Linked DNA regions of Homo sapiens: region 1 is linked to region 2. Evidence: chromatin contacts called from ENCODE Hi-C data. All regions are on one chromosome and are shown on one strand. Each heading gives the region's core, a stretch centred on a gene start or an enhancer-like site at or near the end of the contact. The rest is flanking DNA. Distances are from core to core; before and after follow the strand shown. Region 1 overlaps LOC105370087 (a long non-coding RNA gene). Region 2 has its middle 21 kb from the start of LINC02414.

Region 1 (4,558 bases), core at 1,039-3,538, 56 kb after region 2:
AACAGACCAGGGCTTTCAGCCCTTCTTCTGCTGCATGTGCATGACGGATGCCGGTCAAGTGTGCAGCAGACACACTCCTGGGGGCTGATGCGGACTCGACAAGCCCAGAAAGGTTCCACCGGGGAGTGAATAGAGACGGCAGCCCCTGAACACCAGGATGGACGGCTCTGCTGTGAAGGACTCACCACCCGGACACGAGGCTCCTCCCCAGCCCCTCCCCTGCCTCCCCTGGTGCTCTTGGCTCTCCCTGTGGGCTGCCCCTCCCCACATTCTGTCCCTTTGGGCCAGGTGGGGCCCTCGCCTTTTTGTACACGTAAATCACGTGATGGGGCCCACATAGTAAACAGACATCCTCCCTAGGACAGCACTCTGTGGGGTATGGGTCACATGACCTCATCAGGGCCCATCGGAGCAAGATCAGGACCACTGCAGAAGCTACTGGGGAAGGACTGTGCTCTTTCTTAAGCACAAGTGAGCTGGGAGGTGCTGCAGCATTGATGGGGTCACAGCCAGAGGGGATTCCGGGGCTCCCAGGGGACAGCATGTGGGGCCTGAGATGGAAGCAGCACAGGAGGGAAGAGCTGAGAGCCAGAGAGAGAGAGAGCAGGAGAGAGCACGGCGGAGAGAGAGAGAGAGCCAGAGAAAGAGAGAGGAGAGAGGAGAGAGCAGGGGAAAGAGAGAAGGAGAGAGGTGAGAGCAGGGGAGAAATAGGAAAAAAGAGAGCAGGAGAGAGCCGGGAAGAGAGAGAGAGAGAGAGAGACCAGGAGAGAGAAAGAGAGCAGGGGAGAGACAGAGAGAGAGAGATGGAGTGAGAGAGAGAGAGAACGTCCTGGAGATGTCTCTAGAGGCCAGAACACAGCCATACCTGAAACCAGCTAGAATAACCTAGATTTCTTCACTATGTGAGCCAACACATTCCCGGGCATCTGCTGATTGGCATCAGGGTTTCTGATGCTCCACAGAGAACTGCCCCCAGCTGTTTGCCCTCTCCTGACTGTGGACAGCTGAGCTGGGCATTTGTCCTGCCAGCTGTGACCCCAGACCCTCCTATCTGGTGACACAGCGCGTCTGAATGTAGCAAGGGTGAAGTCACCTACCGTCAATTACTCTAATGACCTTTTATGTATTAAAAAGTAAAACATTCCCAATCTGTGGCACTTGGGTATTTAGGAAAACATTACTTGTCACACCACAGAAAACCGTGGTGACACAAAGGTGTGCTTCAGCGCCATGGAGAAGAGCAGAGCGAACCTGGCTCTAGTGCTGGGCTCTGGCGCTGCCGTGAGCACGTGCTCACCACACGTCCTTGTCGTCTTCTCCGGGGAGAGCCCTGACTTATCCGAGGCAGCCACATGCCCTTCTATCCTGCTGGTTAGGACATAAATGTCCCTGCTGCACCCGGGGCTGCCTCTGTGGTGACGATGATGCCGAACCTCGGGTGGGGGAGGGAGGCTCAGAAGGGCCTGTGTCCCGAAGCCTGGACCTCCCGGCGCCCTGCCTGTGGGTTAGTTTCTGCATTAGTTGCTGATGTCCGTCTCTGGCACTTCCCACCAAGAGCCTGAACCCACACACCTGGGCTCAGTCCCCGAGACACGGGCCACGCGGCACCTGCTAGGGCTTCTGTGTTGAGATGGTTGCAGTGGACACCAGGAGAGTCGTGGGTGACAGTCGAGAAACTGCCCAAGAACAATCGCTCAATCCCGCTGGTTTAATCACACACTAAAAGCCTAGTCATTGAAAGAGGGTGACATCAGGTGGGGGTTCCCCTCCCCTCCCTGGGAAGGGAGCGCGGAGCTCACTTGTGGGTGCTGGATCCTCACGGCCTCCTCTGCTTCTAAAGGACGGGGGAGGCAGGAGAACAGGTGGGGCCCAGACTGGGGCGGGAGGAAGGTGGAGCAACCCCATGGCCTCCAGGGGACGGGGCGGGGAAGAGGTGGGGCCCAGACTGGGGCGGGAGGAAGGTGGAGCAACCCCATGGCCTCCAGGGGATGGGGCAGGGAAGAGGTGGGGCCCAGACTGGGGGATGAGGAAGGTGGAGCAACTCCATGGCCTCCAGGGGGGATGGGCAGGTGGCTCTGGGATCCCCCCTCCCCCAGGCAGCCACTGGACTAATGCAGGGGAGGGGAAGGGAAGGGAAGGGAGGGGAGGGGAGGGGAGGGGAGGCCAGGCTCTGCCCCAGGAGGCGACGGGGGGTCAGGACCAGATGTGGAGGGAGCCCCAGGAGGGAAGCGCTCAGCCCCAGCGAGGCTGGGAGTGTCCTTGTCGTCTGTAACCGAGTTCCTTGTCATCCAGCATCCAGCACGTCTGGGCTAGGGCACCCTTGACTGCACGTGACAGAACCACATGGGGTGTTGTGTTGTGGTGCTGCTGTCATGGCGTTGTGGTGTGCTGTGTGGTTGATGCTGTGTTGTTATGTTGTGGTGTGGTGTGTGGTGGCGTTTTGAGTTATATTGTTGGTGTGGTGAAGTGGTGTGTGGTGTATATTGTTGATGTTGATGTGTTACATTGTGGTGTGCTGTGTGGTTGATGCTGTGTTGTGATGTCATGGTGTGGTGTGTGGGGGTGTTTTGAGTTATGTTGTTGGTGTGGTGATGTGGTGTGTGGTGTATATTGTTGATGTTGTGTTACATTGTGGTGTGCTGTGTGGTTGATGCTGTGTTGTGATGTCATGGTGTGGTGTGTGGGGGTGTTTTGAGTTATGTTGTTGGTGTGGTGATGTGGTGTGTGGTGTATATTGTTGATGTTGATGTTGTGTTACGTTGTAGTGTGCTGTGGTGTGTGGTGCTGTTTTGGGGTTTTCATGGTGTGGTGTGTGGTGTGTATGGTTGTATATGTTCTTGCTGTTGTATTGTGGTGTTGTGTTATCTTGTTGAGGCAGTGCTGTTGATGGTGTGGTGTGCGGTGTTGTTTTGTGTTATGTTGTGGTGTGGTGCTGGTGTTGTGTGGTTGTAACTGAGGATGTCTGAGCTCGTCTGGAAGGAGACAGTGGAGCTGCCCAGGCCCAGGGCTGAGGATGGGCTGTGGCCAGGGTAGGTCCTCAGCTGAGCGAGGTGAGGAGCCCCTGAGTCTGGTATGTAACACAACTGTTGTGTTGTGTTGTTATGTTGTTGGTGTGCTGTGTCTCTGTCCACACTGGGCAGATGGTCCTGGGGACACTCCTGGAACTTCCTGGCTCCCGACATTCCCAGCCTCTGCTCTTGGGAACGGTCCAGGCTGGACCTGGTGTGGGACAGAAGCCAAGTCTGTGCCAGTCTTCAGCGGGACCACCCTTAGGGTGAGCACGTTCCCCTGGAGAGCCCTGTCTTTGTCTGTGGATTTCTGGGTGGGGCCGTGCCTGGCGCTAGGAGGTGAGCTGGGCCCAGGCCTGGGGGCAGCTCTGCGTCCCCACCACCTTCGTCCCACCCATGGGCTCCAGAGCTTCTCTCCTGCACCGATGGGTCAGCGGCCGCCACCTCGATTTCTACATCTCCTCTCCAGAGCCCAGTCCTTCAGCCTGCAGACGAGAAAAATCAATGCCCAAGTCTTGAAAGGGTTGAAGAGAAAGCCTATTGCGTGTCAGAACATGTTAAGTCTCCCTCCAAATGGAGCTGCAACAGGGCACAGTCCTGCCCGGGAAGGGCTCCTCCCACCCGCGGGGATGCTGTCTGACTCCAGCACTCATGTGGGGGGACCCACGCCCAGGGCTGGGACACACTGGGACCTGGGCTGACCCTCAGCACCTGAGGATATCTGAGCTCCTCTGGAAGGAGACGGCCGAGCTGCCCAGGCCCCAGCTCTGCCGAGGGCTGAGGATGGGCTGCAGCCGGGACAGGTGCTCAGCTGAGCAAGGCGGGGAGCCCCTGAGTCTGGAAACAGCCACTCAGCATCATTAAGGGTGTTGTGTCATCCTCAACGTAGATAATGACGATGGCACTGGCAGCTGCTTCCCTCCTTTCAGGCACTCTGGAAGCACCATTTCTAATCCCCTCCGCAGAGCCCACAGGCTGGGACTCTGAGACCGGTTCCTTCTTTATCAAACCTCTCCCATCCGCAGCGGGAGGCTGGGACGGCAGGTAGCGTCCTCCTTGTGGGGCTCACATCGAGGATGGTGACTACGAAACTGAGGTCACTGTGTGGCCAGCAGGAATCTTAGCAGACCCAGACACCTGAGTGTGAGCCTGGCTCTCCATCTCCCTCCCGACTACCCTGGGGATGCCACCCAGCCTTCTGTGCCTGTTTCCTGCTCTGCACAATGGGAATCACGGCGTGTCCGTCTCCTGCTCTGCACAATGGGAATCACGGCGTGTCCGTCTCCTGCTCTGTAGAATGGGAATCATGCGTGTCTGATTCCTGCTCTGTAGATTGAGAATCACGGCGTCTCTGTTTCCTGCTCTGTAGAAAATGGGAATCACGTGTGTCCGTTTCCTGCTCTATAGAATGGGAATCATGGCGTGTCTGTTTACTGCTCTGTACAATGGGAAGGAATCACGCGTGTCCGTTTCCTGCTCTATAGAATGGGAATCATGGCGTGTCTGTTTACTGCTCTGTACAATGGGAATCACGCGTGTCCGTTTCCTGC
Region 2 (4,888 bases), core at 195-2,694:
CAGGAGCCCCGCTGAGGTGCTGGCTGGGGCCTCGGGCAGGTCCACGCCTTGGTTTTCTCATCTGGAGAAAGGGGCTGAGGACAGCACCTGCTGTCTAGGGTCTCTGTCGGCTTCAGGAGAGAGTGCAGCAGGTGTTTGGCCCCAGGCCTGGCACATCCTAAGCCTCACAAATGTCCAGGAAATGACTCTATGGGTGTGTAATGCCCAACCTTGTTTTTACTAACCCTGTTCTTAGACTCTCCCTTGGCTAAGAGAGCCAGACAGACTCCATCTTGGCTCTTTCACTGGCAGTCCCTTCCTCAAGGACTTAACTTGTGCAAGCTGACTCCCAGCACATCCAAGAATGCAATTAACTGATAAGATACTGTGGCGAGCAATATCCACAGTTCCCAGGAATTCACCCGATTGATAACGCCCAAAGCCCCGCGTCTATCACCTTGTAATAGTCTTAAAGCCCCTGCACCTGGAACTGTTTACTTTCCTGTAACCATTTATCCATTTAACTTTTTTGCCTACTTTATTTCTGTAAAATTGTTTTAGCTAGACCCCCTTCCACTTTCTAAACCAAAGTATAAAAGAAAATCTAGCCCCTTCTTCGGGGCCAAGAGAACTTTGAGCGTTAGCCGTCTCTTGACCACCGGCTAAATAAACGGACTCTTAATTCGTCTCAAAGTGTGGCGTTTTCTCTAAGGTACAACAGGTGAATAGCCACTCCTCTGTTACGCAGCTTGCGATGTCTTCCCACTGTCCTGAAAGTCCCAAACCTTTAACACGCTGTGGAAAAGTCCCCAGAAGGTAGGCTAAGGACGTGTTTAGGGGACCGAAAGTGGAAGAAGTTTTTAAAATAGGGAGAGAATTTGTGTTTGGGCTTTCTAAAGAGTGTGGTGCTCAGGGAAGATTCGAACTCCATTGGGCTCCTGTACCTTCCTTGGGGAGGTAGAATCGTCTTTGGTTTCAGTAACACAGGGGCCCCCACAGCCTTGGCCGACTCAGCCCTGGCAGCCTGGATCTGTCCAGACCTGCGGGAGCGGCCCCACCCCCCACATCTGCTGTCCTTCATCCTCCCGAGACCCTGGGTCTGGGCTAGGACAGGATCCCACCCACCACAAGCTCCTCCGTAATCAGCCGCCCCCCAACTTCACCCACGGCCCCCTTAACTGCTGCTCCTGTCTTGCGGGATTTGCCACCTGTGCTTGGAGGCACCCCCACCACCTCCATGCTGGTGGGCTTTAAACCATTTCCACGAACTCGCCACCCCCTCACTCTTATCTCCTCACTTGTTCACATCAAGTACTTTCATTTAAAATATAAGGACATGGTTGCAGAAATGTAATTCCCCATGTATTATGAACATTGATATTTTAGAAACTGCCCCATCCTCAGTGTCTCCAGTAACGCCGAGACCACAGCCACTCCCCTCTCCCCATCCACCCGAGACCACAGCCACTCCCCTCTCACCATCCGCCCGAGACCACAGCCACTCTCTTCTCCCCATCCACCCGAGACCACAGCCACTCCCCTCTCCCCATCCACCCGAGACCACAGCCACTCCCCTCTCCCCATCCACCCGAGACCACAGCCACTCCCCTCTCCCCATCCACCCGAGACCACAGCCACTCCCCTCTCCCCATCCACCCGAGACCACAGCCACTCCCCTCTCCCCATCCACCCGAGACCACAGCCACTCCCCTCTCCCCATCCACCCGAGACCACAGCCACTCCCCTCTCCCCATCCACCCGAGACCACAGCCACTCCCCTCTCCCCATCCGCCCGAGACCACAGCCACTCCCCTCTCCCCATCCGCCCGAGACCACAGCCACTCCCTTCTCCCCATCCACCCGAGACCACAGCCACTCCCTTCTCCCCATCCACCCGAGACCACAGCCACTCCCCTCTCCCCATCCACCCGAGACCACAGCCACTCCCCTCTCCCCATCCGCCCGAGACCACAGCCACTCCCCTCTCCCCATCCGCCCGAGACCACAGCCACTCCCCTCTCCCCATCCACCAGAGACCACAGCCACTCCCCTCTCACCATCCGCCCGAGACCACAGCCACTCCCCTCTCACCATCCGCCCGAGACCACAGCCACTCCCCTCTCACCATCCGCCCGAGACCACAGCCACTCCCCTCTCACCATCCACCAGAGACCACAGCCACTCTCTTCTCCCCATCCGCCCGAGACCACAGCCACTCCCCTCTCCCCATCCGCCCGAGACCACAGCCACTCCCTTCTCACCATCCACCCAAGACCACAGCCACTCCCCTCTCCCCATCCACCCGAGACCACAGCCACTCTCTTCTCCCCATCCGCCCTAGACCACAGCCACTCCCCTCTCCCCATCCGCCCGAGACCACAGCCACTCCCCTCTCCCCATCCGCCCGAGACCACAGCCACTCCCCTCTCCCCATCCGCCCGAGACCACAGCCACTCCCTTCTCCCCATCCACCCGAGACCACAGCCACTCCCCTCTCCCCATCCACCCGAGACCACAGCCACTCCCTTCTCCCCATCCACCCGAGACCACAGCCACTCCCCTCTCCCCATCCACCCGAGACCACAGCCACTCCCCTCTCCCCATCCACCCGAGACCACAGCCACTCCCCTCTCACCATCCACCCGAGACCACAGCCACTCCCCTCTCACCATCCACCCGAGACCACAGCCACTCCCCTCACCCCATCCACCCGAGACCACAGCCACTCCCTTCTCCCCATCCACACTTAAATGTACAGAGGGAAAACCACAGCATCCTTTCTACTCCAATTCACAGTTCACTGCATCCCGTTTCTCCATGGAGTGAGTACTCAATGCTTGGAAGTATTTACTAATTGCCAGATTACATTCCCCACAACAAAAAACGTGTTTGAAATTTAAATAGCAACGTAATTCTTGTGTCTAAAGAGCTCCAAGTGTTAAAATACTTTTCTGGATCCAGTTATGGTCCCATTTTTAGTAACAGGCAATTCTTCCAAACAACATGAGGAATCAAATATTTATATTATGTCATGTGTACATTTCCATCGCATATACATGCTTACATCTATATAAATATACGGCATAAATCGATTTACATAATGCATGTGTAAATATTGACATATGGGATATGTAATATGGTGTGTGTTATTTATTTATGTGATTAATATATTCAAATTTTTAGAGTTATTTTAAAGGAAAGTACACCTTGTGGAAATGGATTGGGAAATTTCAGGAGTCTCATTTGGAGGGCGCCCTGCGGTCTCTGCGCCCCCTCCCAGGACGTGCCTCTGGGGGATTCGGGATGGGGGGGGTTGTCCTTCCTGGGAAAAACAGGAGCTGGGAAGTCATAACAGGGAAGGGAGACCAGGGAGCTGACTGCAGGCTCCTTTCAGGCAGGTATTTTTAGGACTTTAGGCGGCCATGCTGATGCCCTGGGTGGTCCCTGAGGGAGCGCCCGCCTCGGGGTCCCGCAGACTCAGGGGCCCTGCCTGGGCCCTGCCTGGGATTTTCCTGCCAAGTCCATGGTCTCCTTGGGCTCCCTCCGCAACTGTGCCCCCGTTTCCTGTGCTCATCCCACACCCAGCCTGGCCCCGAACACCGTGGGGCTTTTGTTCGGGGCCCCGCACACCGGACCTCAGGATTCCATCCTCCCAGAACCATGGCCACAGAATAAGGTCCGCCAAGATGGATACCGAACGCGCCTCAAACACCTGGGGGGCGGACGTGTGAGGAGCTGGCCTCTCTCCACCCCCAGCCGCCCTTCAGCCCGGCCTCCCTCTATCCTGGACGCCTCAGCCCCTCCTCACTCTGCACCTGCTGGTCCTCAGCCCTTGGGCCCTCCCATTCCTGTGCCCTCCCAACTCCACACCAGCGGGGTGGGGCTGAGGGCTGCAGGACCACTCTACCCCCAACCTCATGCTGTGACAGGCTGAGGGGGAGCCGGGTGCCCTTTGGCCGTGCCCCATTTGTGGTCAGAGACCCCACGTCCTCCGTGGCTGGGCACATGGGCTCTGTGGGGCATCTGAGTCCATTGAATTTGAACACCAGGTCCCAGGACTTAGAACTCAAGGACAGCCCTGCCCTGTGCGATGCTGAGAGGTGCCTGGGGCATCGCAGAAACAGCTTCCCTGAAGGCTAGACTCAACAAGGCCTCCTAGGGTGACCTGCTGATCCCGGGACCCTGCTCCCTGGGAAGCCCCCCAGTGTGGCCCCTGCCCCTCTGCTGACACCCCTTGATCTCCACCCTGGCCTTGGCCCTGGCCCTGGCCCTGCCTTGTCGACAGCTCCTGGGTCATCTCAAAGGACCTCAGCCTCTTCGAGTCCCAGCTGTACTCATGACCCTCCTGGAATGCTTTACTTTTCCAGTATCCTGCCTGCAGCCTCCCAACGCTGACACTAGAAACCTGGGACGTGCTGGACGCCCGTCTCCTCTCCCCATCCAACAGTCACCGAGCCGCAGATCCTGTGTCCTGAAGGCACCTGACACCATCCTCGTTGCCCCGTCTTCACAGCTCCACCTCCTTCCTGCAAGGCTTCCAGACCCACCCTCCCTCTGCCCCCTTCTCTAGCGCTCAGTCAGGGGCCTGTGCCGACCCATTCTGTGCGGCCACCTCTGTGTGCAGCCCTCACACGGCTTCTCCCCGCATTTAGAGACCCCATGAGCTCTATCATAAACCCCAGGGCCCTGCCACACCCCGACTCATGGGGCCTCCCTGCTCACCTCCTCTCTGTTCTCCCCACGCCACGCTCCTGCCAGGCCCAGGGACTGGGCACCTGCAGCTCACCGGGTCTGGAAGCTTCCTGAGCCGGCTCCTCCGCTCTCCCCAGGTTTCTCCACACATCACTTCCTCAGAGGAGTCTCCTGAGGTCAGCCTAGGATGGGTGTCCTGTACCGACTGAGGAACTTA

What was found. Hi-C counts contacts between places; a loop is a spot of excess contacts on that map. Pooled maps may share reads with other maps.
Region 1: a loop to region 2 is called in a pooled map, with 2.0 times the contacts of the local background. The contact joins two enhancer-like sites. A Hi-C loop is called at or near these places in 2 of 168 maps with a recorded cell type or tissue (HUES64 and head of caudate nucleus), 3 of 37 single-sample maps with no recorded cell type and 3 of 50 pooled maps.

What each region holds. Positions count from the first base shown.
Region 1 is chr12:131,680,408-131,684,965 of GRCh38, forward strand. The region is part of intron 1 of LOC105370087 (a long non-coding RNA gene); the gene reads left to right. Among named protein-coding and RNA genes, the nearest start is that of SFSWAP, 28 kb to the right of the region's middle. RefSeq lists a silencer at 1,874-2,023. Within about 2 kb of position 2,289, at least 2 of the 41 ENCODE cell types and tissues checked have a DNase peak (open chromatin) inside an H3K27ac peak, as active enhancers do.
Region 2 is chr12:131,625,112-131,629,999 of GRCh38, forward strand. No RefSeq gene overlaps it. Among named protein-coding and RNA genes, the nearest start is that of LINC02414, 21 kb to the right of the region's middle. RefSeq lists an enhancer at 1-524. Within about 2 kb of position 1,445, at least 5 of the 41 ENCODE cell types and tissues checked have a DNase peak (open chromatin) inside an H3K27ac peak, as active enhancers do.